Regions from separate parts of the Homo sapiens genome. Here region 1 is linked to region 2. The links are chromatin loops, found by intact Hi-C in ENCODE. Cell type or tissue: B cell. All regions are shown on one strand. Each heading gives the region's core, and the rest is flanking DNA. Links, peaks and the distances in the headings are about the cores only.

Region 1 (12,026 bases), core at 2,773-10,772, 350 kb before region 2:
AGGGGGAGGATGGATTCCAGGGTTTTAAAGTTCAGAAGAGTCAGCACGCCATCATCACCTGAATCCAGCCACAGCCATTTGCACAGTGATTTCTGTGCTCCATCTAAGCAAGAGTGAATCCTAGCCATGGCTGGTCACTGCCAGGGCAAGAACTGAGGCCTCCTCATTCCTTGTCATCCCAGAGCTCAGCCCTGGGCAGCCCAACTTAGTCCTCCCAGAGGTTCTGATAAGCACATCGCTGGGCTGAGATCTAGCTCAGGCATGGAAGGGTTTCATCCTCACCCTGTCTAGCCTGTTGGGCCCCACACTAATCCAGGTGCTTTCTCGGGCTCTGATCCAGGGTCAGAGGAGATGAGCGTGGGCTCCTGAAGACAGTAAGTTGTCCCCATCCCCTCTGTCCCTGCTGCTCTGATCCTGTCTGGACAGGGTTTGCTGGTCCGTGCTTTTCACCTCTGTGTACAAGTGCAGCCCCTGCTGGGAACCCTCGACCTGGATGCTGTCCTCCCCGTTGCAGCATCCCCAGGCCTCACAGAGGGCCTGGCCCCTGTACCTGTGCCCAGGAAGCTCCCATAAATGGATGATTGGATCAGAGCAGACACCTACTCTGCAAGGAAACACCAGGGTAGAAGAATCATGTCTTCTTCATCTTTATATCTCTGAAGCTGCGCTCTTCTGTGTGGCAGTCACTACCGGGAGGTGCTCCTTATTACTAACTTAATTAATCCATTCAATTAATTAGAGTGCAAGAAAACACTGTGTTCAACAGCCACATTTCATGTGTCCCTAGGAGTTATTTGCCACTGACCATAGCACTCAACAGCACAGAGAGCATTTCCCTCTGCACAGAACACTTGGGTAGCTGTTCTGAGCCCAGCCCAGGTCTGTTGAATGAGCTCATCTACCTCACAATGTTTCCATCACGGTTAGAATTCCAGGTAGGTAAGTCTGTAGCGAGAGCTGTAACATTGCAGCAAAAATGGGGAAGTGAGAGGAGGAAAGGAGACCTTCTCACTTGATGGTTTACAATTGTCAGCAACGCCTCATTGATGGTCTCGAACTCCATAGAGCCCAGGGAGGGTAAGAGAGCCCAGAGGACAGAGAAGCATGATCTTGTGTCATCTAATGTGACCTCAATGGAGTAGGAGGGATGGGTGAGTCACTCTCTGGAATACCCTTCTTGCTGATGTTTGTGGCCCCTGGACACCATGTGGTGCACGCAGCAGTGAGGATGAAGACGGGAGGTAGGGGACTCCACTCCAGGTAGGACCCAATGGGAGAGGCTGCTGGGGAGCACGAGGGTTACACTTGAGGCTATGAAGCCTTGGAAGGGAGCTGTGAAATCAGAAATAAATGTGTAAAATCTGATTTGTTCTTTTTGTATTTTAACGGCATACAGAGATGGTGCCTCTGGGCTCTGAGTGTGCTGTGTTTGCCATCATAGTATTTAAAGATGGTCTTTCTCAAAGCACCAGATCTTTCCTGCCTTTGCCACAGCAAACTTCAGAGCCTTTGATTATGTTTCACCTCTTGGGAATGATACACAAAAGATTTTGGTTTGACTTTTGGGTGTTGACCTCCAGGGGAAGGAATCTGGTGAGACACAACTCTCTCATAGGCAGATACCTGATCTTGGAGGCAAAGTCCATCTAGTGAGTGCGGGGTGCTGGGTGAGAAGTCGGCCCTCTCCCTCTGTACTTTCTTTTCTTTTTTTTTTTTTGAGATGGAGTCTCTCTCTGTTGCCCAGACTGGAGTGCAATGGCACGATCTCGGCTCACTACAACCTCCGCCTCCTGGGTTCAAGCGATACTCCTGCCTCAGCCTCCTGAGTAGCTAGGATTACAGGCGCATGCCACCATGCCTGGCTAATTTTTTGTATTTTTAGTACAGACGGGGTTTCATTGTGTTAGCCAGGATGGTCTGGATCTGACCTCGTGATCCGCCTGCCTCGGCCTCCAAAAATGCTGGGATAATAGGCGTGAGCCACCGCACCCGGCCCCTCCCTCTGTACTTTCAGGACTTGGAGCAGAACCTTCATGTTCTGTCCTCGTAACTGGGGGACCAGTTAAAGGGCAGCCAGGTTTCTGCTGGGGCATGGGCCAGCTGTGCCCGCCGGTCTCAGGTGTAACAGGCTAAGTCGCCCACAGTGGTGTAGACAGACCCATTGTGAGATGGATGCCTTAAACTTCTTGACCTGTGTTATCCTCCCAGCAGCCACGTGAGCTTGCACACCACTGTGCTCTCCATTGAGTAGTCGTAGAGGCTGAGACCTGAAGAGGCCAAGCCGCTTGTCTGAGCTCGGGGAGGGCAGAGCTGGAGTCTGAACTCAGATCCATGTGGATCTGCACTCTCATGTGGGAGCCACGGGCCCCAGGGCTATTTACGTGTAGTTAGAAAATGAGCAGTTTGGCCGGGTGCAGTGGCTCATGCCTGTAATCCCAACTCTTTGGGAGGCTGAGGCAGGCGGATCACGAGGTCAGATCAAGACCATCCTGGCTGACACAGTGAAACCCCGTCTCTACTAAAAATACAAAAAAAAAAAAATTGCCGGGCATGGTGGCAGGCACCTGTAGTCCCAGCTACTCAGGAGGCTGAGGCAGGAGAATGGCGTGAACCCTGAAGGCGGAGCTTGCAGTGAGCCGAGATCATAGCACTGCACTCCAGCCTGGGCGACAGAACAAGACTCCGTTGTCTCGAAAAAAGAAAAAGAAAAGAAAAGAAAAGAAATTGAGCAGTTCAGTTCCTGAGATGCATAAGCCTCCAGTCCAGGGTTCACTGGCTGCACGGCGAGTGCTGCCACCTGTGGGACAGGGCAGGAGCAGAGCTACACCGGTCCTTGGCCGGCGCTGGTGCAGGCCCCAGGTCTGACTGTGCTGCTTGCCTCTAGTTTTGCTATGTGATTTTTAAAGAGCACGATGCCTTTTTTTAAAGTTTCATTTTCATGTTTGAGTCTCCTTTTGCAGAAACTTCAGGCCTGTAGAAAATCTGCCAGCGCAGTCCAAAAAGAGGTTTCCCTCACTCACCTGAAAGCCGGTTGCCAGCCTCATGTCCCATCACCCTGATGATTTTCAAGTGCTTTACGACCATTAGTGACGTTGTCCTGCATGGCCACCGTGCAGTTATGGTGCTAGGAAACGAACACTGATGCCGACCATCTTCAGACCTCATTCGAGTTTGCTCATTTGTCTCGGTTTTTTTTTTTTTTTAAATTGAGACAGAGTCTTACTCTGTCGCCCAGGCTGGAGTGCAGTGGCACAATCTTGGCTCACTGCAACCTCCACCTCCCGGGTTCAAGCGATTCTTCTGCCCTCAGCCTCCCGAGTAGCTGGGACTACAGGCGCGCGCCACCATACACAGCTAATTTTTTTTTGTATTTTTAGTAAAGACGGGGTTTCACTGTGTTAGTCAGGATGGTCTCAATCTCCTGACCTCGTGATCTGCCCGCCTGGGCCTCCCAAAGTGCTGGGATTAAAGGCATGAGCCACCACATCTGGCCCAGCCCTTTTTTTTTTTTTTAGACAGTCTCCCTCTGTCACTAGGCTGGAGTGCAGTGGTGCAGTCTCGGCTCACTTCAACCTCTGCCTCCAGGGTTCAAGTAAATTTCCTGCCTCAGCCTCCCGAGTAGCTAGGACTACAGGTGTGCACCACCACGCCCAACTACTTTTTGTATTTTTAGTACACATGGGGTTTCACCATGTTGGCCAGGATGGTCTCGATCTCTTGACCTCATGATCTGCCCACCTCAGCCTCCCAAAGTGCTGGGATTACAGGCATGAGCCACCGTGCCCAGCCATTTGTCCCAGTTTTATCCCTTTCAGCAAAAAGAAAAACCCCAGCCCTGAGTCACCTGCCGCATGTGTCCTGTTTCTCTTAGTCTCTGTCAGCCCGGGACAGCCTCCTGGGCTTTGACTTTGGACACCGTGACACTTGTGAAGAGGACAGTCTGGTTATCTGTAGAGCAGCTCTCATTTTGGGTTTATCTGCTGTTCCCTCATGGCCAGGCTCTGAGCACTGCGTCTTTGGCAGGAATATCACCGAAGTGAGACTCCATTCTTCCACTTGCTTCTGATCTGGGGAAGTCACCTTCTCACCCCTTTGTAATTATAAGTCCTTTGTTGGGGAGTTTACCATCTTCTGGTTTTTTTTTTTTTTTTTTTTTTTTTGAGATGGAGTCTCACTCTGTCACCAGGCTGGAGTGCAGTGGCGCAATCTCGGCTCACTGCAACCTCTGCCTCCCGGGTTCAAGCAATTCTCCTGCCTCAGTCTCCTGAGTACTGAGATTACAGGCACCCACCACGTTCAGCTAATTTTTGTATTTTTAGTAGAGATGGGGTTTCACCATGTTGGCCAGGATGGTCTCGATCTCCTAACCTCGTGATCCGCCCACAATTACGCCATTAAAGTCCAGCTCTGGGCCGTAGGGGATGATGGGGACGTGGTGGTTCCTCCATCACAACCTTCTCCAGAACTCAGCTCACGGTGACTCCAGGCAGACGTCCTCACGTCCTGATGCCTTTGAGAGCTGAGTCGCCCTCCTGGAGGCAGAGCTTTCTGGACCAGCTCTGCAGTTTCTGGTGTTTTGTAAAACTATGACCACGAGCCGGAGAGTCAGAGACCTGGATTCCAGTCCTGGCCTTGTCACTTCCTGCCTGTGGCCTTAGCCAGGGAACGTTACCCACCTGAGCCTCAGCCTCCTGCCCTGGGAAACAGAGCTGGAGGGGATCCCATGCCCAGCTCGGCAGATTGATCCGCTCAGGGCCCCTCTCTGGGCCTGGCGCATGTTGGATGTTGAGGGGATGCTGGTTCCCTGTCCCCTTCTGACAGCCCCGTCCCCTGCCATGTCAGGCCCCCCAAGCTTCCAGGCAGCTCTGCACCTGAGCCGAATGATAACAGAAATCCCAGACACCAAGGCAGGTTGGAGCTGGATTGTCCTGGATTTGTGGTCAATTTGACATGTGACACCTAGAGTAACCAGGCGAGGAAATAAATTACGGCGTGGCCCGGCACCGGCAGATGCTGGGGAGATGGAAGCATGGCGGCAGATTGCTCTTGTGCAGGGGAACAGTGGGCTCGTTTGTAAATGCAGGCTGAAGTGGGAGGCTGCGTGGGAAGGATCCCTGAAGTCAGCCTGCCCAGCAGCCCACACTCCATGCTACACCACGTCCCCGACATCTCCCCAAGCTGGGATCTGGGGAGAGTGAGACGTGGTGCCGTCCGGTCCCCAGGGCTAAGGGACCAGTCATGGAGAATCGTTCCCCAGAGCTGGGTGGTAGGCCAGGGAGGTGGGACAGGAGCAGGCAGCCTCAGGGAGGCGAGGGCGCTGCTGGTCCGGCCTCGGCTGGGCTGTGTTCTTGGGCCTGTTGCCTCATCTCTCAGGCCTCATTGTTCCTGTGTGGACTCAGCGGCTGGTCTTGCATGTCAGTGTTTCCATCACGTATGCAGGTGGATAAAATGGAGTTTCCCAGGCTTCTTGCAGACACAGCCTGGGCCAGGGGCCAAGCATCTGCATTTTTCACAAGGACATGGGCAGATCTGATGTAGGAAGCTGCAGGGACATGTCTCTAGGTAGCCCCAGCCCTGACTAACGGGACACCCCTTATTTCTTCAGTGTTGGCCCCAGTGGGAGGGGCTGATAGGGAATGCTGTGGTAGATTCTGACAGACCTTGTGTCTGGGTTTGATCAACAAACTTTAACAACGCGTTCCTTTTCCAGAATCATCACTTTCTTGGAGTCTATGTCCATCCCTCCTCAGAGCACAGACCCCCTGAAGGTTCAGACTAGTTCTACTGTGAACACTATAGATCTATTATCACTTCAGAGCATAGACCTGCTGTGTGTTAAGGACAGAGCTGCTAGGATTCTGAGTGTAGACCCACTGAGGAACAGGAACAAGTTTGAAGGAGCCTTGTTCAGATAGAATGGGATGAGTCCAGGTTTGGTCCTCGGGAGGTCAGCTCAGGACTCAGGGCTGAAGGCGGCATCAGGCATCTGTTCCTCAGCAACAGGTCCCTCTCTGTGGAGGAGGCCAGCGCCATAATTGTGGGGCCCCTAGGTGGGTGGTGTGGGGCCTCCAGGTAAGTGGTGTGGGGCCTGCAGGTGGGTGGTGTGGGGCCTACAGGTGGGTGGAGTGGGGCTTCCCATGTGGATGCTGAGGGCCCCTGTGCTGAGGGTGGTGGTCCCATCCTCCTCCACCCTGCTGCCCCTGAGGCCTGAGTGCTCAGGCTCCCCCTGCCTGTTTTAGGGTTCACCATTCACCCTGGTGATAGGTGGGTGCTGGAGACCGGCCGCCTGTATGAAATCACCATTGAAGTTTTTGACAAGTTCAGCAACAAGGTCTACGTATCTGACGTCAGTGCCTGTTCAGGTCCTGGCTGGGGGGATGAGGTGGGTCGTTGTCTGACGCAGCTGCTGGAAAGCAGCCCCCAAAGCAACAGGAGCCCCCATGCAGGATGACTGAGGAAGGGTCCTGTTTCTAGTGGCGCTCCTGGGTCTGTGGGAGACACTGCCAAGGCATCCTGGGGCATTTCCAGAGCCTGTGAGCCTGCACACCCGCCCCACCGCAGAGTCCCTGTAGGGCTGGAGCCCTGTAGTCCCTGTAGGGCTGCCACAGCGGCAGGGCTTCAGGAGAGGGGGATACGGAGGAGGTCTCTGCCCGCCACTCTCCCACCCCCTTTTCCCCAAGCTGGGGACCTCAGAGGATTCATTCTTCTCCCGCCCTGCCGAGAGTCAGGGAGCACGTCCTGGCCTTCTCCCTGCTGAGCCCCAGAAATACCTGGAACCCTGCGTGACAGAGGCCGAGCTCAGCACGCTTTCTGGTTCTGGAAAGGGGTGTCAGACAGATGGGGAAATGTGCAGGAGCCTTGGCCACCTCTCTGTCCCCTGTGAGAAATTCCAGGCTCATCAGTGAGTGCCTCCAGGCCCTTCCAGGTGGTGTTGGAGGTTTGTTTGTTTTTTGAGATGGAGTCTTGCTCTGTTGCCCAGGCTGGAGTGCAGTGGAGTGATCTCGGCTCACTGCTACCTCCACCTTCTGGGTTCACGCTATTCTCCTACCTCAGCCTCCCCGAGCAGCTGGGACTACAGGCGCACACCACCACGCCCGGCTAATTTTTTTTATTTTTAGTAGAGACGGGGTTTCACCGTGTTAGCCAGGATGGTCTCGATCTCCTGACCTCGTGATCCACCTGCCTCGGCCTCCCAAAGTGCTGGGATTACACGCATGAGCCACCGCGCCTGGCCCTGTGTTGGAGGTTTTAGAAAGAGGTGAGGTTCCTCTCGGTGTCCTTGAAGAAGCCATTGCTTTGCTTGTGTTATCAAACAAGGGCTGGGATGGTCACCATTTGCAGTTAGCTGTAGGGGACGTGATGTCCTTTTTTTGGTATTTACTGGTTCCTTGTTGAGACCTTGGTAGGCTCCAAGCTGCCCCAGGTGCCACACGGGGAGATGAAACAGGAGTGCAGGTCATCGGGCCATGCAGGGAGGGTGCCCTGGGTGGGGACAAAGGCCATAGTGGTTAGAGCTCTGTTCCAGGGCCTGACCTGCCCGTCTGCTGCTAGTGGAGGCTGCTGAACACCAGGGGGCCCCTTGGCCTGGCCCGGCTGCTGGTTTCAGTTCTGTAGCTTCTTGCCCAAACTCTGACTTTCTGGAGTCACCCCAGAAGCACCTCTCACCTGTCCTGCCTCGCCTTCCAGAACTTCTGAATTGAAACTGTGCTTCCTGCTGAGTTCTTTGAGGTGCTCTCGGCCTCCCAGAATGGGTCATACCATCACGTCAGGGCACTAAAGAGGGGACAGATGGCCATTGACGCGGCCCTCACCTCTGTGGTGGACCAGGCAAGTTGGTGTCTCCCCTGCGTCGTGCCTTGGCCTATGAAGCCCTCCTCTGTAGGCAGAAATGTCAGCCCAGGAGGGCCATGGGTCGAGTTGGGCCACCAGTGTCCCTTTGCCTGTTTGGGCTACTTACATCCTGGGTTCTTTTTTCCTTTGTCTTTAAGAAGCCCATCAGCCTTAGGGAGCAGAGCTTTGCTGATCGGAAAATCGGCCTGGGTGTTCCCATTTTCCTACCCTGCGCAGAAGGCCTCCCGGCCTGGAAGGGGCCGCAGGCTGTAACAGGAAGAAATGCCCATGCACCGACAGTGACTCCTGCCAGAGTCGGCCTCCTCATCTCTGGGAGCTGGGTGGGCTGCTTTAGCTCTCAAGCCTCAGTTTCCCCATCTGTAAAGTAGGGGGTACACCACGTCCATCCTGCCGGGGTGCCCTGAGGATTCAGTCAGGCAGCACTTCCAGGAGTGGCTGTAGCAAAGCCACGGAAAGCCATCCCTGTGGAGAACGAGAGGGTGGCAGGGTGTCTGGAAACTTCCTCTCCACTCTCCCACAAAATCCACCTTTGTGGCCTGATCCCCAGGGAGGGGTGGGGGTCCAGTGACTGGGAAAGACTGCTGATGACATGGTTGTCATAGTGATGTGTGGCACCCTCACCCCTTGTAGGATAGAGGGGTCCACACACTATGGGTGCCTGTGTGGAACCAGCAGGAGGTGGAAATTCACATCCCCATCACCCTGTATCCCAACATCTTGACGTTTCCATGGCAACCAAAGACAAGTACTTATCAGTACACAATAAAGCTACATGAGACCCCCACTTCTGGGTGCATTCCTCTGGTGTTTCCATAGGATTGTGGCTTTTCGTCCATTCTATTACTTTTTTTTTTTTTTTTGAGACAGAGTCTTGTTCTGTCACCCAGGCTGGAGTGCAATGGCACAATCTCGGCTCACTGCAACCTCTGCCTACTGGGTTCAGGTGATTCTCCTGCCTCAGCCTCTCAAGTAGCTGGGACTACAGGTGTACACCACCATGTCCAGCTAATTTTTGCATTTTTAGTAGAGACAGGGTTTCACATGTTGGCCAGGCTGGTCTCGAACTCTTGACCTCAAGTGATCCTCCCACCATGGCCTCTCGAAGTGCTGGCATGAGCCACCACGCCCGGCCTCATTCTGTTACTTTTAACGTTACTCTCTAGTGGCCTACTTTAAATCACAGTCTTTATGATTTCTGTTATTTCCTGAGGTTTCCATCATAGCAATGCATTTTTTGTAATCAGGAAAAAGCCCAACAAAAACCAATAGTGAAAAAATAGAGAAAAGAAAATACAATAAATTCTGGAATATTCTGGAATACAGATTTGAATTTCATTAACATTTCTTTTTCTAAAAGTTATGTTTTGAAAGCTATATATATCTGTATATAGATATAGATATATAGATATATGCTCTTAGAGAAAACATTCAAATTCAAGGCATAAGTATCTCCAACCCCATCACATGGGACGTGTCACTGCTTTGATCTTCCTGCCTGCACGTGGCATTAGCCAGCAGGACTCGCGTTAGACAGGGCTCGAGTCCTCGTGGTCAGTGCAGGGCACATCAGTCCTGCTGTCCCATGGAGTGGTGACAGGTGTCCTTTCTATGCACTGGCACTGGCTCTCTGCTCAGATGTGTCACCGTCCTGGCCCCTTGGGTTCTAGGGTTGTTTCCTCTGGTCTGGGAGCAGAGGTGCGGTCGCTGACCTCCCAGCAGATGATGAGGAGTGGGCAGGGGTGTGTGCTGGGAGCTTGTGTCTGGTCAGGGAGGCAGCGCCCTGCAGCTGGCTCGGTGGCCAGGGGTTCTGCCCACTGCAGCCTGAGCTTTGCGAGGTGCCACCAGATTCTGGGGCCTCTGTCATGGGCATGTGTGTTTGTGTGTGTCAGTCTCGAGGTCCCCAGAACATGAGGGCAGAAACAAGACAGGACAGAGAGGGCGAGGGCAGGGGGAGCCTCCAGCCAGACCCTGGCTGACACCACGTTTTTCCCTGCAGTTGGCATCGACCTTGTGTGTGAGTGAGTAAGTGGCCACAGGTGTTTTTGAGGATGTGAGAATGGGTGTGTTTGAATGTGTCTATAGGTATGTGTGTGAATGTGTAAGAAAGTGGGTATGTGTAGAGCTGTGTGGGTATGTGAGGATGTGTGTGAAGGTATAGGTGCACGTGAGTATGAATGGCTAGGTGAGTGTGTGTTGGCTTGTGTGTAAGCACCTATGTTTGAGGGTGTGTCCGTGGTCAAGTGTGAGCTTGGGTGAGTGCATGTGAACTGGTGAGTGGGAATGGTGAGTGGGTGAATGTGAGGGTAAATGTGTCGAGTGTGTGTGAATGGGTGAGCCTGTGTGAATGTGAGCGAGTATGTATAAGTGCGAGTGGCTGTGTAAATCAGTGAGCATATGTGTGTGAGGGAAGTGAGTGGGAGCATGTGAATGCGTGTGTGAACCTGTGGGTGTGAAGGGTATGTGATGGTGAGCTTATGAGTGTGAAGGGCACATGCCTGTGTGAACATGTGTGTGTGAGCACGTGAATGGGTGGATGATGTGTCTGAGTAGGTGTATGTGTACGAATCTGTGAGTGTGAATGGGTTAGTGTGTGGGTGTGAGGGGTAAACTGTGTGACCATTTTGTGAGCATGTGAATGAGAGGATGACAGGTGTGAGTAGGTGAATGTGTGTGAACCTGTGGGTGTGAATGGTATGTGTGAGGATAAATGTGTGGGTATGAGTGTGTGTGCATATATGTGTGAATGGATGCGTAGGTGTGTGTATGAATGTGAACTATGTGAATGGTGTGTGAGCATGTGAGTAGGAGGGTAAATTGTGTGTGAGTAGGTGATGTGTACGTGTGTCAACTGTAAGTGTAAATGGTGTGAGTGTGTGTGAGCATGACTGAGTAGGTATCAGTGTGAGTGTGAAGTGTGGGTGTGAATGGTGAGCATGTGTGAGGGTAAATATGTGTGAGTAGGTGTCTGTGGGTGTGAACTGTGGCTGTGAATGGTGAGCGTGTGTGAAGGTAAATCTGAGTGTGAGTGAGTAGGTGTCTGTGTGTGTGAACTGTAGGTGTGAATGGTGAGTGTGTGTCTGGAAGCCCAGAATCAGACTGTCGAGCTGGATCATTCAGACTCCATACATCCAGCCCCTTTATACAAACTGGGAGACTGAGGCTGGGCAGTGGTGGTGGGGAAGGGATCACACCCAGCGTTTGAAGGACAGCCCGGGTCAGAGCCCAGCCAGGAGCTCCTGACCCCCATCCTCCCATCCGCTGCTGCTGCAGGTGTGTCTGTGTCGGGAGCGCACTGTGTCCACCCCGCCTTGGTACAGCTAGGAGCATGACCTCCCCCACCCTGCACTTAGCTCACAGCCCACAACTCAACGGACATACTAGATGGCAGGGGCTGTGAGCCAGGCAGGGAGGGTGCTCTGGTAGGAGCCCTAGGGAGGGGTCTAGGGAGGCCGGCCAGGGAAGGAGCCAGCCATGGGGCCACCCCAGCAAGTCCCAGGTCCTGAGAACCCTCTGGGTATGTGTGGGCAGCAAAAAAGGCTATGAGGCTGAGTGCTCAGCTGGGGAGCTGCGGTCAGAGCCTTGGTAGGGGCCAGTGGCAAAGGCATTGGGAGACTTTACCCTACGTCTGGTGAGAAGCCATTAGAGACCTTCTGGCAGAGCCAGGACCCACCACTCAGACTTCTGTGTTGGGGCTGTGCGGACAGAACAGGAGGCTGGGTGGAAAGGGTAGAGAGGGTGGGGGCTCGGCAGCTGTGGGACCAGTTCTGGGGTAGATGGGGAGGAAGCCATGGGTTGGAAGAGAGTAGGGAAATCAGGGAGCAGTCCCTGTCTCTGGGCAGAATCACTGGCAAAAGTTTGGGAGGAGCAGGGTCTGTGTTGGCCACACCCAGGCTCCAGGTGAGGGTGGCAAGAGGAGCGGGATGCTGGGGTCTGCACGGGAGAGAGGCTGACCTCGGGCTAGGGAAATGAACTGCATCATCAGGGTACTGGTGGTGTTTGCAGCCCCAGGACTGAACAATCCCCTAGATAAGGAGGAGAGAGAGAGCCCAGCAGCCACAGAGCCCCTTCCAGATTCCGACCCCAGAAACCCCACTGCTCACAAGCCAGAGCCTCCTCCAGACTGGCCAGGCCCAGGGAAGGGCGCGACTCAGGTGCTGGGCACATGGTCTTGCCCT
Region 2 (12,026 bases), core at 2,670-10,669:
CTCCGTTTCCTAAAAAGGTGACTGAGTAATTAAATGGTTTACACAAAGTGATAAACCAGAATTCCTGGTTAAGCCAGGTTTCCAACCCACACCTTCAGACTCCTGAGTCTCCAGCCATCCTGCATGAGGTCAGTTGCTCTTAGGGTCTCTGGTAGCCCAAGAAGGGTCTGGAGAAGGAGACTCCTTGGATGCTATGGGGACAAGGGAGAGAATGGAAGCTCAGCTGGTGGTTTTGGGAAATGGAATGAGAAGAACCGAGAGAACATGTCTTTAAGCAATTTTGATTTTTAAAAATTGTTTTTGTATTGAATATATAGATTAATTTGGGAAGAATTGACATTTTTACATTGTTAAGGTGTCTCATCCATGATCATGGTATATATCCTTTCACTCAGTTCAGACCCCCCTTATGTCCTTTAATAGAGTTCATTTGTTCTGCCTATAAATGTTGTGGATAATTCCTATAAGTGAATTCTTAGATGTTTTATAGTTTGGGTTATTTTTATTAAAATATATTATTTTCCATCATATTTTTGAGTTTGTTAGTATCTTGAATGCAGACCAAGTGTGTCAGCATTAGGGGGGATTTGGTAGAAATGGAGAATTTCAGGCCTGCCCCTGGTTTACTGAACCAGAGTCTACATTTTATTTGACAAAATCCCTAGGTAACTCACAGGCACATTGAAAACTGAGAAGCACTGGGTTAGAGGAATGCACTATGAGGTTTTTAAAAAATCTGCTCTCATTTAGTCCATCAGTAAATAGATTCTCAGATCTGGCCCCTGATTTTTTTCACCTTCATTAATTTTTCTCTTTGTGAATTTTCTAGATGGAGTGTTTCAAGAACACCAACCATTTCTTTGGCAGGAGCAAGCATGATGGAGATCAAGGAATTAATTGAGAGTGAATCACTTAGCAGCTTAACAAACATATTAGACAGACAAAGGTCTCAAAGTAAGTTAGGATAGGATTTGGGAATTTTATAATATAACTAGACTTGGAATAATTATGAAATATTTTAAATTCAGGATACTTCAATGAGATTCTTGCATATTTGACAAAATGTTTCTCAAAAGTAAGAGTACTGTATACATTTTCAACTTATGCATCCCATCCTTACCGTCTATCCATCCATCCACCCATCCCCATCCATCCATTCATCTATCTGTCCATCCCCATCTATCCATCCATCTCTATTCATCCATCCATTCATTCATCCATCCCCATCCATTCATCTGTCCACCCACCCATTCCATTTATTCATCCATCCATCCATCCATCCATCCATCCATCCATCCATCCATCCCTATCCATCCATCTCCATCCATCCATCCATTTGTTCCATTTCTTCTCATGTCATTCACTCACCCTCATCATCCATTCCATTCCATCAATATTTTTGACCCATGGTGTTGTGCATATGGGGAACATGAAAATCTCTAATATCTAATGGAGACTTTCAAATAAAGAATTACAATTCTTTGTGATAGATGTTGTGGTATGGGTAGGTACGTGGTATGTTGGGGAGGCATAAAAGAATCATGTTTATGGAAAGACTCTCCTTGAAAGATAAAGTATTTACTCTTTTTATTTTATTTTATTTTATTTTTTTTGAGATGGAGTCTCACTCTGTCACCCAGGCTGGAGTGCAGTTGTGCAGTCTCGGCTCACTGCAAGCTCTGTCTCCCGGGTTCACGCCATTCTTCTGCCTCAGCCTCCCGAATAGCTGGGACTACAGGCGCCCGCCACCACGCCTGGCTAATTTTTTGTGTTTTTATTAGAGACGGGGTTTCACCATGTTAGCCAGGATCGTCTCGATCTCCTGACCTCGTGATCTGCCCGCCTCGGCCTCCCAAAGTGCTGGATTACAGGCGTGAGCCACCACGCCTGGCCTTCTCTTCTTTTTTTTTCTGAGAGGGAGCCTCACTCTATTGCCCAGGCTGGAGTGCAATGGCGCAATCTTGGCTCACTGCAACCTCTGCCTCTTGGGTTCAAACAATTCTGCTGCCTCAGCCTCCTGAGTAGCTGGGATTACAGGCGTCCACCACCACACCCAGCTAATTTTTGTATTTTTAGTAGAGACAGGGTTTCACCATGTTGGTCAGGCTGGTCTTGAACTCCTGATCTCAAATGATCTGCCTGCCTCAGCCTCCCAAAGTGCTGGGATTACAAGCGTGAGCCACTGTGCCTGGCCTAGTGTTCACTCTTATGGTGGAATGAAGAACACAGCATCCTGTGTTATGGGATCCGTTCATGCAGAAGCATGTAATCTTATTCACATACTGTCAAGAGAGCAGAACCCTCAGAAGCCACTAAATCAACTTCCTCATTCTCAGCTTAGATCCCCTCACCAGTTTCTCATTAAGAAGTTGTGTTTCCAGTGTGAGGTGGGAAAATCTAGAGCCAGTGGGTATACTGCTGCCTCCTGGGATGGGCCATTTCACGTCCTTTTAGCTATAATTGCTACAGATCATTTCCTCATCTCTCCATCAGTTAATCTGTTGTTTCCTGACACTGGCCTGGTTCTAGTGCAACAGTCTATGGCTGCAGAGGGAAGTGACTGCTTGAGCCAGGCTCTCTGCTGGGTGCTGGAGACACAGTTGAAGAAAACTCATTCCTATTCCTACGGTCCACAAAGACTAAGTCACACTTTCACATGTGAATGCCTCTCAACTCCTGACTTTTGTCTTTTCCGGATTAAAAGTGTCACTCTTTTTAAAAATGTGCTTTAAGCATTTAATGAGATTTTTAAACCGTTCTTTTTATTTTGAAATAAAGATAGGAAAGTTCACATGAAAATGCAACAACTACATATTCACAATTTAGGTGTTAGCATTTTGCCATGTGTTATGGGTGGACCGTCCTGCATGCACACAGTCCCCGTGCCAGGGATCTGAGTTGTCTCCAATTTCTTGCTCTCCAGCACTGCCATGGTGAGCATCTGGGCACACATGTGAGTCCACGGCATTGGCCCAGTGGGACCCCTGGGACACAGGCTGTGAGCCTCGACCCCATTGCTAGATGCTAGTGGTTTACTCTCCAGGCAGCATCTCTCTCTTTTTTTTTTTTTTTTCTTGAGACAGAGTTCTGCTCTTATTGCCTAGGCTGGAGTACAATGGCGCGATCTCGGCTCACCACAACCTCCATCTCCCGGGTTCAAGCAATTCTCCTACCTCAGCCTCCCGAGTAGCTGGGGTTACAGGCATGTGCTACCATGCCTGGCTAGTTTTGTATTTTTAGTAGAGACAGAGTTTCTCCATGTTGGCCAGGCTGGTCTTGAACTCCCGACCTCAGGTGATCCGCTTGCCTCGGCCTCCCAAAGTGCTGGGATTACAGGTGTGAGCCACCGGGCCCGGCCTCAGGCGGCATCTGTTCCCCCCTGCTTGCAGTCCTGAGGATTGCTGTTCTCCCCGGTCTGCACGGGCATGGTTTAGTTCCTGACTCCTGGTGAGGCTGAGCAGCATTGCATAGGCTTATTTGGTCACACTCTTCTGTGATTTTCCTATTCATATCTTTGCTTATTTTTCTGTTAGTTTAAAAAAAATTGTCTTACTGATCTGCCAGCTTTGTGTTTACATCTGGATAATTGTACATTGCCAGTTATATGCATGGTAATCCTCACAGACAGGGGTATATAACTTATCGTTTGACTTGATTTATGTTATCTTGTTTTGTACACCAATTATTTAACTATTCCTCTCTAGTTTATACTTTCACGAATGTTTAAGAAATCCTTCCTCAGCTGGGTATGCTGGTGCACGCCTGTAGTCCAAGCTACTTGCAAGACTGAGGGGATGATCACTTGAGCCCAGAGTTCATAGCCAGCTTTGGCAACATAGTGAAACATCATCTCTCTATCTTTTTTTTTTTTTTTTCAAGGACTGAGTTTCGCTCTTGTAGCCCAGGCTGGAGTACAATGGCGCGATCTGGGCTCACTGCTACCTCTGCCTCCCAGGTTCAAGTGATTCTCCTGCCTCAGCCTCCCAAGTAGCTGGGATTACAGATGCCCGCCACCACACCTGGCTAATTTTTTATTTTTAGTAAAGATGGGGTTTCACCATGTTGGCCAGGCTAGTATCAAAATCCTGACCTCAGGCGATCCACTTGCCTCAGCCTCCCAAAGTGCCAGGTTTACAGGAGTGAGTTACCACACTCGGGCGAAACATCACCTCTTAAAAAAAAGAAAAAAGAGGCCAGGTGCGGTGGCTTACACCTGTAATCCTAGCACTTTGGGAGGCCAAGGCAGATGGATCACCTGAGGTCAGGAGTTCGAGACCAGCCTGGCCAACATGGTGAAACCTCATCTCTATTAAAAATACAAAAATTAGCTGGGCGTGGTAGCACGCGCCTGTGGTCCCAGCTACTCAGGAGTCTAAGGCAGGAGAATCACTTGAACCCAGGAGGCAGAGGTTGCAATGAGCCTCGATCGTGCCATTGCACTCCAGCCTGGGCAACAGAGTGAAACTCCGTCTCAAAAAAAAAAAAGAAAGAAATCCTTCATCCAGATGTCAGTATAGTCTCCTAGATATTCTTCTGATGATTTTAAAGTTTTTGTTTTATACTTTTAGTCTGGAATTCATTTTGTATATGCCGTGAAGTAATTCAATAACTTAATTTGCTCCCATATGGATAATCAATATAACTTATCCACTGATTTGAAATGCCACTTCTGGCATCTGTTAGGTTCCCCTATGTGTTTGGGTCTGTTCCTGGGCTTTCTCGTCTGTCCCATTGGTCTTGTCTTGATGACCGTAGATTTATATGTGTTCTCATCTCCTTTTCCTTCTGGTCTGAGCTTGGCACTGAGCTGAGTGTTTTATGTAGCGTTGCTAATTTCCTCTTCTCAGTGTCCTAGAAGGCAGGTGCTGTTGCCCTCATATAACAGGTGAGGTTACTGAGGCTCAGACTGTGGGCTTTTGTTTGTTTAAGAGCAGGGTCTCTTAAAAAAGCCCACCGTCCACCCTGCACTGACATTAAGAGCTGACTGGAAGAGAGCCTTGAGTGTGTTATGGCATCATTGTCATGATGACCTTAGTTCTCTTCTGTCTGTGTTCTCAGTTAGCAGAGGCGGGGAATGAGAGGCCCTCACCCTATTACTACATATAACTGGCAACGGGCCTGCCATCTATATTTAGCCACCACTTCTGGTTGCTGGGAAGAGGCAGTCACACAAAGAATAACCCCTGCCTTCTAGGAGCTTCCAGAACCTTCCTGAATCTCTGTAGCATGTTCAGGTCCACATATGGCAGCTCAGATACAGTCTCCTCTTAATGCTCATCTCCTTTGTTTGATTTCACAGTTAAAGGGAAAGATTCAGAGGGAAGAAGGAAAATCCAGAGGAGACATAAGAAGCCCCTGGCAGAAGAAGAGGCAGACCCCACGCTGACAGGCCCCAGGAAGCAGAGCGCTTTCTCCATCCAGCTGGCCGTCATGCCGCTCCTTGCCGGTACCCACTGCTTGCCCTGTTCCCAGCAGCTCCTGCTTGTCTTGTGGCCAGAACGGCCATAAGCGGATGCTCCTAATGACAACCCTGCTGCGTGCCACCTCATTTCATCCTCACAGCCACCTCAGGAAACTCAGGGGAATTGGCTTCATAGTACAGGGGGAAACAAAGGCCCAGAGAGGGTAGCTACCTTGCCTGAGATCACACAGCTAGGAAATGTGAAGCCTGGACTTGAACCCAGCTCTGTTTGATTCCAAAATCCAAGGAAGCCTATGGGAATATTAAATGTCATCATTGTGTTTGTTAAGAAGATGCTGCTTTTAATAAATGCTTTCCTACAGATTTTTACAAAAACATCTAGTAAAGGGAATGAGGAAAGGGAACCCTTTTTGACTGAGCCCCTCTGGGTGCAGGCACTTCCCGTGTGACACATCACTTACTTCTCAGACCAAATTCTGACCCACTCAGCCAACCTGTGGTGTGGTGGTGGCTGTGGTGGTTATCATAGTTACCATTTTTTTCAGTGAGGAAAAGAACTCAAAGAGGTTAAGTAACTTTCCTAATCCCACACAGCTCAGTGGCCAAACAGGGATTTAATTATTTTGCTTTATAAGATCTACCACAATTTATGAACTGGACTTTATACATACTGGTAAATCATAACTAAATATTATATCAATATGTTTTGATGATTGAAAGCTCAGCATATATTTTGGTAAAATTATGTTGCTTTGTTCCAAAAAAGAGTAATATGGGGTGAACTCCCCCCCTTTTTTTTTCTTTTTAGAGAAAATTCAGACTTTGTTCGTTTTTTTGCCATCACGTGTCTTGTGCGCCCTCTCCTGGCTACTCTGCAGAAGCGCGTGCGTTGGTCTTTTCTGAGCTGGAACCAGCATTCATAGAGAAGGGGGCAAAAACCCCGTAAGTCAGAGCCTCCAGTTCAGTTCCACAGGTGCCAGTCGTCATCCTCCTCTCGCGCTCTTGGGTTGGTGTCAATTCAGTTTGAGAAAGTGCTATTAACTTTTCAGTTTGCACTTTTTTTTTTTTTGAGATAGGGTCTTGCTCTCTCACCCAGGCTGGAGTGTAAGTGACATGATCATAGCTCACTCCAGCCTGAAGCAAGCCTCCCGCCTCTGCCACCCGCATAGCTAAGACTACAGGTGCACACCACCACACCTGGCTATTTTTTTTATTTTCTGTAGAGACAAGGTCTTGCTATGTTGCCCAGGCTGGTCTCAAACTCCTGGTCACAAGTAATCCTCCTGCTTCAGCCTCTCAGAGTTCTAGAATTACAGGCATGAGCTGCCGCATTTGGCAGTTTGCAGTTTTAAATGACTTTTTGAAAATGATACTTCACCTACAGCTTGTCCTTCCTGATCACCTTCACTTTCTCGTAGCATCAGAACCTCTTGAGAGGCAACAGTGACAGAGAGTAAACTTTCAGAGGGTCTTACCCCACCCCACGCTCCAGCCTGACCCTCCAGCATACCTATTGCACACAGTAGCTTTGAGCGAACGCCTTTGCTAGCTGCTTCCTTCGTCCTACAGTCCCAAGGAGGAACCCATGATCCTCCTGGGGGAGCGTACCATGGGACCTGCCCCGCTTTGGATTTTACTGTGAGAGGAAAAAGAAGTTCAACCATTTGGGCCTGCCTGGCATGACTGTTTCCAGCAGAATGAAGCCAGGACATGGTCCCCTCTCTCTTTTTTTTTTTTCGAGATGGAGTCTTGCTCTGTCGCCCAGGCTGGAGTGCAGTGGCGCGATCTCGGCTCACTACAGCCTCTGCCCCCCCAGGTTTAAGCAATTCTCCTGCTTCAACCTCTAGAGTAGCTGGGATTACAGGCGCATGCCACCATGCCAGGCTAATTTTTGTATTTTTTGTAGAGATGGGGTTTCACAATTTTGGCCAGGCTGGTCTTGAACTCCTGACCTCGTGATTGTCTTACATGTCCGTGTGAAGAGACCAAACAGGCTTTGTGTAAGTAACAAGGCTGTTTATTTCACCTGGGTGCAGGCAGGCTGAGTCTGAAAAGAGAGTCAGCAAAGGGTGGTGGGATTATCATTAGTTCTTACAGGTTTTGGGATAGGCAGTGGAGTTAAGAGCAATGTTTTGGGGGCAGGGGGTGGATCTCACAAAGTACATTCTCAAGGGTGGGGAGAATTACAAAAAAACCTTCTTAAGGGTGGGGGAGATTATAAAGAACCTTCTTAAGTGTGGGGGAGATTACAAAGTACATTGATAGTTAGGGTGGGGCAGAAACAAATCACAATGGTGGAATGTCATCAGTTAAGGCTATTTTCACTTCTTTTGTGGATCTTCAGTTGCTTCAGGCCATCTGGATGTATACATGCAGGTCACTGGGGATATGATGGCTTAGCTTGGGCTCAGAGGCCTGACAGTGATCCACCTGCCTCAGCCTCCCAAAGTGCTGGGATTACAGGCGTGAGCTACCGCACTGGACCTAGCCTCCCCTCTCTATAACCTGCCCCGTCATGTACAATGCTGTACAGTGCAGGGGTTCACATGTAAGAACTTTGGTGACCAAAACACTTTGATCATGGCTCAGCCACTTACCAGCAAGTTACCTACTTTCTCTGAGTCTCACTTTCCTCCTCTGTGAAATGGGGGTGATTACTCCTACCTCAGAGCGTTGTTTTAAGGATCACAGGAGCTGACGTGTGTAAACTGCTAGCACAGTGGGACCCAGGGGGTGCAGGTGTGGAGGCAGCAGCTGTCCTGAGGCCATGTGTGTGGGCCGCTCCATTATACCCATGACATAGCCTATGGTCATCGACAGAGAACGGGTCAGCTCAGCAGGCCAGTTGTATGTCTGGTTTTGCCAGAAACTAATAGCATAAGATTATTTACTGTAAGCCCAGCATAATTATTTTTGGTAATCATCTTCAATTTCAAATTAGGCCATAGATCATGTATGTATACCTTATTAGTAAATATTGGTTGGCTAGTAACCCAGTAAGATTCTAGAAAGATTCTGTGTCTGGGAATGAGCTCTTATTTTAAAAGGATAGTATTGCATAGCGGAGGGGCCCCACTTAGCCCAACAGAACTGGTTTGGATGCTGGTTCTACAACGTATTTTCTAAGAGACCTTGGATGATTGCGTCAGAACTCTGGGCCTCATTTCCCCCATCTGTAATGTGGAGATGACAGCAACCACACAAGGTTAAGGATGAAATGACATTAGCGCATGTTTGGGACTGGCTGTTGGAGGAGCACAAACATTCCCTTACACCATTCCACTCTTAACCAGGGCTCTTAACTCAGGGGGCTTGTGTCTGCTGGGGACACTTGGCTGTGTGTGGAGGCATTTTGGTTGGCACGACTGAGAGTGGGATGCCACTGGCATCTAGTAAGATACTGTTAAACATGCCATAATGCACAGGACTGTCCCCTGAGCAAAGAATGGTCTGCCCCAACTGTCAGCAGTGTGGAGGCTGTGAGCCCGCAGCCTGGAATTCTGTTCTGGTGTATGTCTCCCTGACTCTGATGATTTGAGCACTTTTTTTTTATTTTTATTTTTGCAATGGGGATTCCTTCTACCTTGAGTAGTCTTTTTTTTTTTTTTGAGACGGAGTTTTGCTCTTGTTGCCCAGGCTGGAGTACAATGGCGCGATCTCAGCTCACCGCAACCTCCGCCTCCCGGGTTCAAGCGATTCTCCTGCATTAGCCTTCCTGAGTAGTTGGGAATACAGGCATGCGCTACCACGTCCGGCTGATTTTGTATTTTTGGTAGAGACGAGGTTTCTCCATTTTGGTCAGGCTGGTCTCAAACTCCCGACTTCAGGTGATCCGCCTGCCTCGGCCTGCCAAACTGCTGGGATTATAGGCGTGAGCCACCGTACCCGGCCTACCCTTGGGTAGTCTTTCATGTGAAAAGGCTCACAAAATTATAGAACACAGGCGTAATGGGTGACAGCTTTTATGAATCAGCTTTGTTAAAGAGGATCCTGCGGGAGCATGAGGGCTACCCCCAGGAGCTGTGCACGCCTCTGTTCACAGCCTGTGCAGATGGCTGTGCACACCTGGCCCGGGACTTGTTTTAGAAGTGCCTACTCTTTCTGAATGTGAGCGACTTGGCTTTTACATGCCCTAGAAATACATTTACAGGCATGTTGAAAGGAATAGACTGATCTTTTTGAGCACCATCTCATATATCATCTTTCTTAATCCTTTAAACCCAAGGAAGGTGGTGTCTATCCCCATTTTGAAGATGAAATTGAGCCTTGGAGACTCTAGCTTATCACATGACAAAGAGTCAGATCTGGGATTCAAACCCAGGTCAATCCTGCCTCCAAAACTTGAGGTGATTTTTTTTGTTTATTTGTTTTGTTTTTTCCTTACCTAGTACATCTCTGACTGGTGAAATACATGGATACCTTTTATAGAAAAAGCATTCTGGGCTGGGTGTGGTGGCTCACGCCTGTAATCCCTACACTTTGGGAGGCCGAGGCGGGTGGATCACGAGGTCAGGAGATCGAGAACAGCCTGGCTAACACGGTGAAACCCCGTCTTTACTAACAATACAAAAAATTAGCCAGGCATGTTGTCGGGCACCTGTAGTCCCAGCTACTTGGGAGGCTGAGGCAGGAGAATGGCGTGAACCCAGGAGGCGTAGCTAGCAGTGAGCCAAGACCGTGCCACTGTACTCCAGCCTGGGCAGCAGAGCAAGACTCTGTCTCAAAAAAAAAAAAAAAAAAAAGAAAAAGCATTCTGACAGCTCTGACAGCTACCTATATGCCTTGCAATGGCTCAATTCACCCACCCTTTTTGCGAGGCGCACTAGTGCAAAACCACCCTGGTGGGAGGTATGCACGCTTGTATTTGGCTCAGATGTGCCAGTTGTGTTCTACATCAGTATCTGTGCTTTCCTCATCAAATCACAACAGATGAAGCAACCCACTGAGTACCAAATGTACACACTGGCATGATATGTCCTTGGTGGGAGAACTGCCTGGAGCACTCCATCCAGTAGCCTTCCTGCAACGATGGCCAGGCTCTCTGCTGACCCATACAGGAGCCCATAGCCACATGAGGGTACTGGGCATTTGGAATGCGGCTTGTGTGGGGAAGGAAGTGCATTTTATATCTTATTTAATTTTAATTAGTTACAATTCAAGTAGCTACCTATGGCCCATAGCTACCATAGTGGATAGCACAGGTTTAGAACGTTGGTTTTCAAGTTACCTGGAGAGCTTTTAAACCTCCCATTGTGGAGGCCACACCCCAGACCAATTAAATCAGACTGTCTGGGAGTGGCACCCACACATAGGTGTTCCTATTGTGTCCTAGATGATTCAGGAAATACTTGTATTACTTCTTAAAAGATGTCATCAAGATTAAGTCACACAAATTCAATTCTAGAGAATTTACGGGACCTCAGTTTGAGAAACTAGCACAGGTCATGCTGCCTGTGGGTGTTTCCCAATTCTTTCTTTTCTTTTTTTTTTTTAATTAAAGTTTTCACTTTTGGGTTGTGATTTTATCATTGGCTCATCTCAGGTTGCTTGATCCCTCTGTGCGTGTCTTGGGGGTGTCGGGAGGAAAGGTCTAATGCTGGGTGTATTTCCCCCAGGATGGCAAACTGTCGTGAGTCGTGGCAGTGAGAAGTCTGCCAACATTTTAGATTGCCTTTTGACTTTAAAAACAGAAGTTCCGATCATGACCGAGGAGCAAAAGCAGGATTTAAATCCCCTGACCATAAAGATCAAGTGTGCTTCCTGCCTTCCATCACAGCCTGTACCCATTCAGGAACTAGAGGTAAGAATGAGCCGGACCCATGGAGTTTAGAGCTCCTCCCCTTCCACCCACCTGCCCGTCACATGCCACCTCTAGTCCTCCTGATGGCCCCACATGAGAAATGTGGTCATTCTCATACGGGTCCGTGTGAAGAGACTACCAAACAGGCTTTGTGTGAGCAACATGGCTGTTTATTTCACCTGGGTGCAGGCGGGCTGAGTCCGAAAAGAGAGTCAGCAAAGGGAGATAGGGGTGGGGCCGTTTTATAGGATTTGGGAAGGTAATGGAAAATTACAGTCAAAGGGGGTTGTTCTCTGGTGGGCAGGGGTGGATCTCACAAAGTACATTCTCAAGAGTGGGGAGAATTACAAAGAACCTTCTTAAGGGTGGGGGAGATTACAAAGTACATTGATCAGTTAGGGTGGGGCAGGAACAAATCACAATGGTGGAATGTCATCAGTTAAGGCAGTTTTTATTTCTTTTGTGGATCTTCAGTTACTTCAGGCCATCTGGATGTATACGTGCAAGTCACAGGGGATGTGATGGCCTGGCCTGGGCTCAGAGGCCTGACATTCCTGCCTTCTTATATTAATAAGACAAATAAAACAAAATAGTGTTGAAGTGTTGGAGCGGCAAAAATTTTTGGGGGGTGGTGTGGAGAGAGAACGGGCGATGTTTCTCAGGGCTGCTTCAAGCGGGATTAGGGGCAGCGTGGGAACCTAGAGTGGGAGAGATTAAGCTGAAGGGAGGTCTTGTGGTAAGGGGTGATATTGTGGGGATGTTAGAAGAAACATTTGTCGTATAGAATGATTGGTGATGGCCTGG

Evidence for each region. Peaks named below come from ENCODE experiments on the same cell type or tissue, not always from the same donor. Only the 100,000 strongest peaks of a DNase experiment are listed, where the experiment ranks them.
Region 1: it touches region 2 in a loop (36-fold over the local background); 14 of 110 quality-filtered maps call a loop at or near these places.

What each region holds. Positions count from the first base shown.
Region 1 is chr3:129,319,637-129,331,662 of GRCh38, reverse strand. H1-10-AS1 (H1-10 antisense RNA 1) reads right to left here. Exons shown (of 5, transcript NR_026991.1): 4 at 8,059-8,313; 5 at 7,094-7,482. It also overlaps the pseudogene NUP210P3. Among named protein-coding and RNA genes, the nearest start is that of H1-10, 9.4 kb to the right of the region's middle. RefSeq lists an enhancer at 2,900-2,959. In B cell, for the core only: CTCF peaks have their summits at 2,774 (motif pointing left) and 7,559 (motif pointing right); DNase peaks (open chromatin) are centred at 2,792 and 7,582.
Region 2 is chr3:128,964,707-128,976,732 of GRCh38, reverse strand. CFAP92 (cilia and flagella associated protein 92 (putative)) reads left to right here. Exons shown (of 16, transcript NM_001394090.1): 7 at 830-954; 8 at 5,300-5,446; 9 at 11,038-11,222. Among named protein-coding and RNA genes, the nearest start is that of CFAP92, 23 kb to the left of the region's middle. RefSeq lists an enhancer at 11,602-12,026. In B cell, for the core only: CTCF peaks have their summits at 6,076 and 6,287 (motif pointing left); a DNase peak (open chromatin) is centred at 6,302.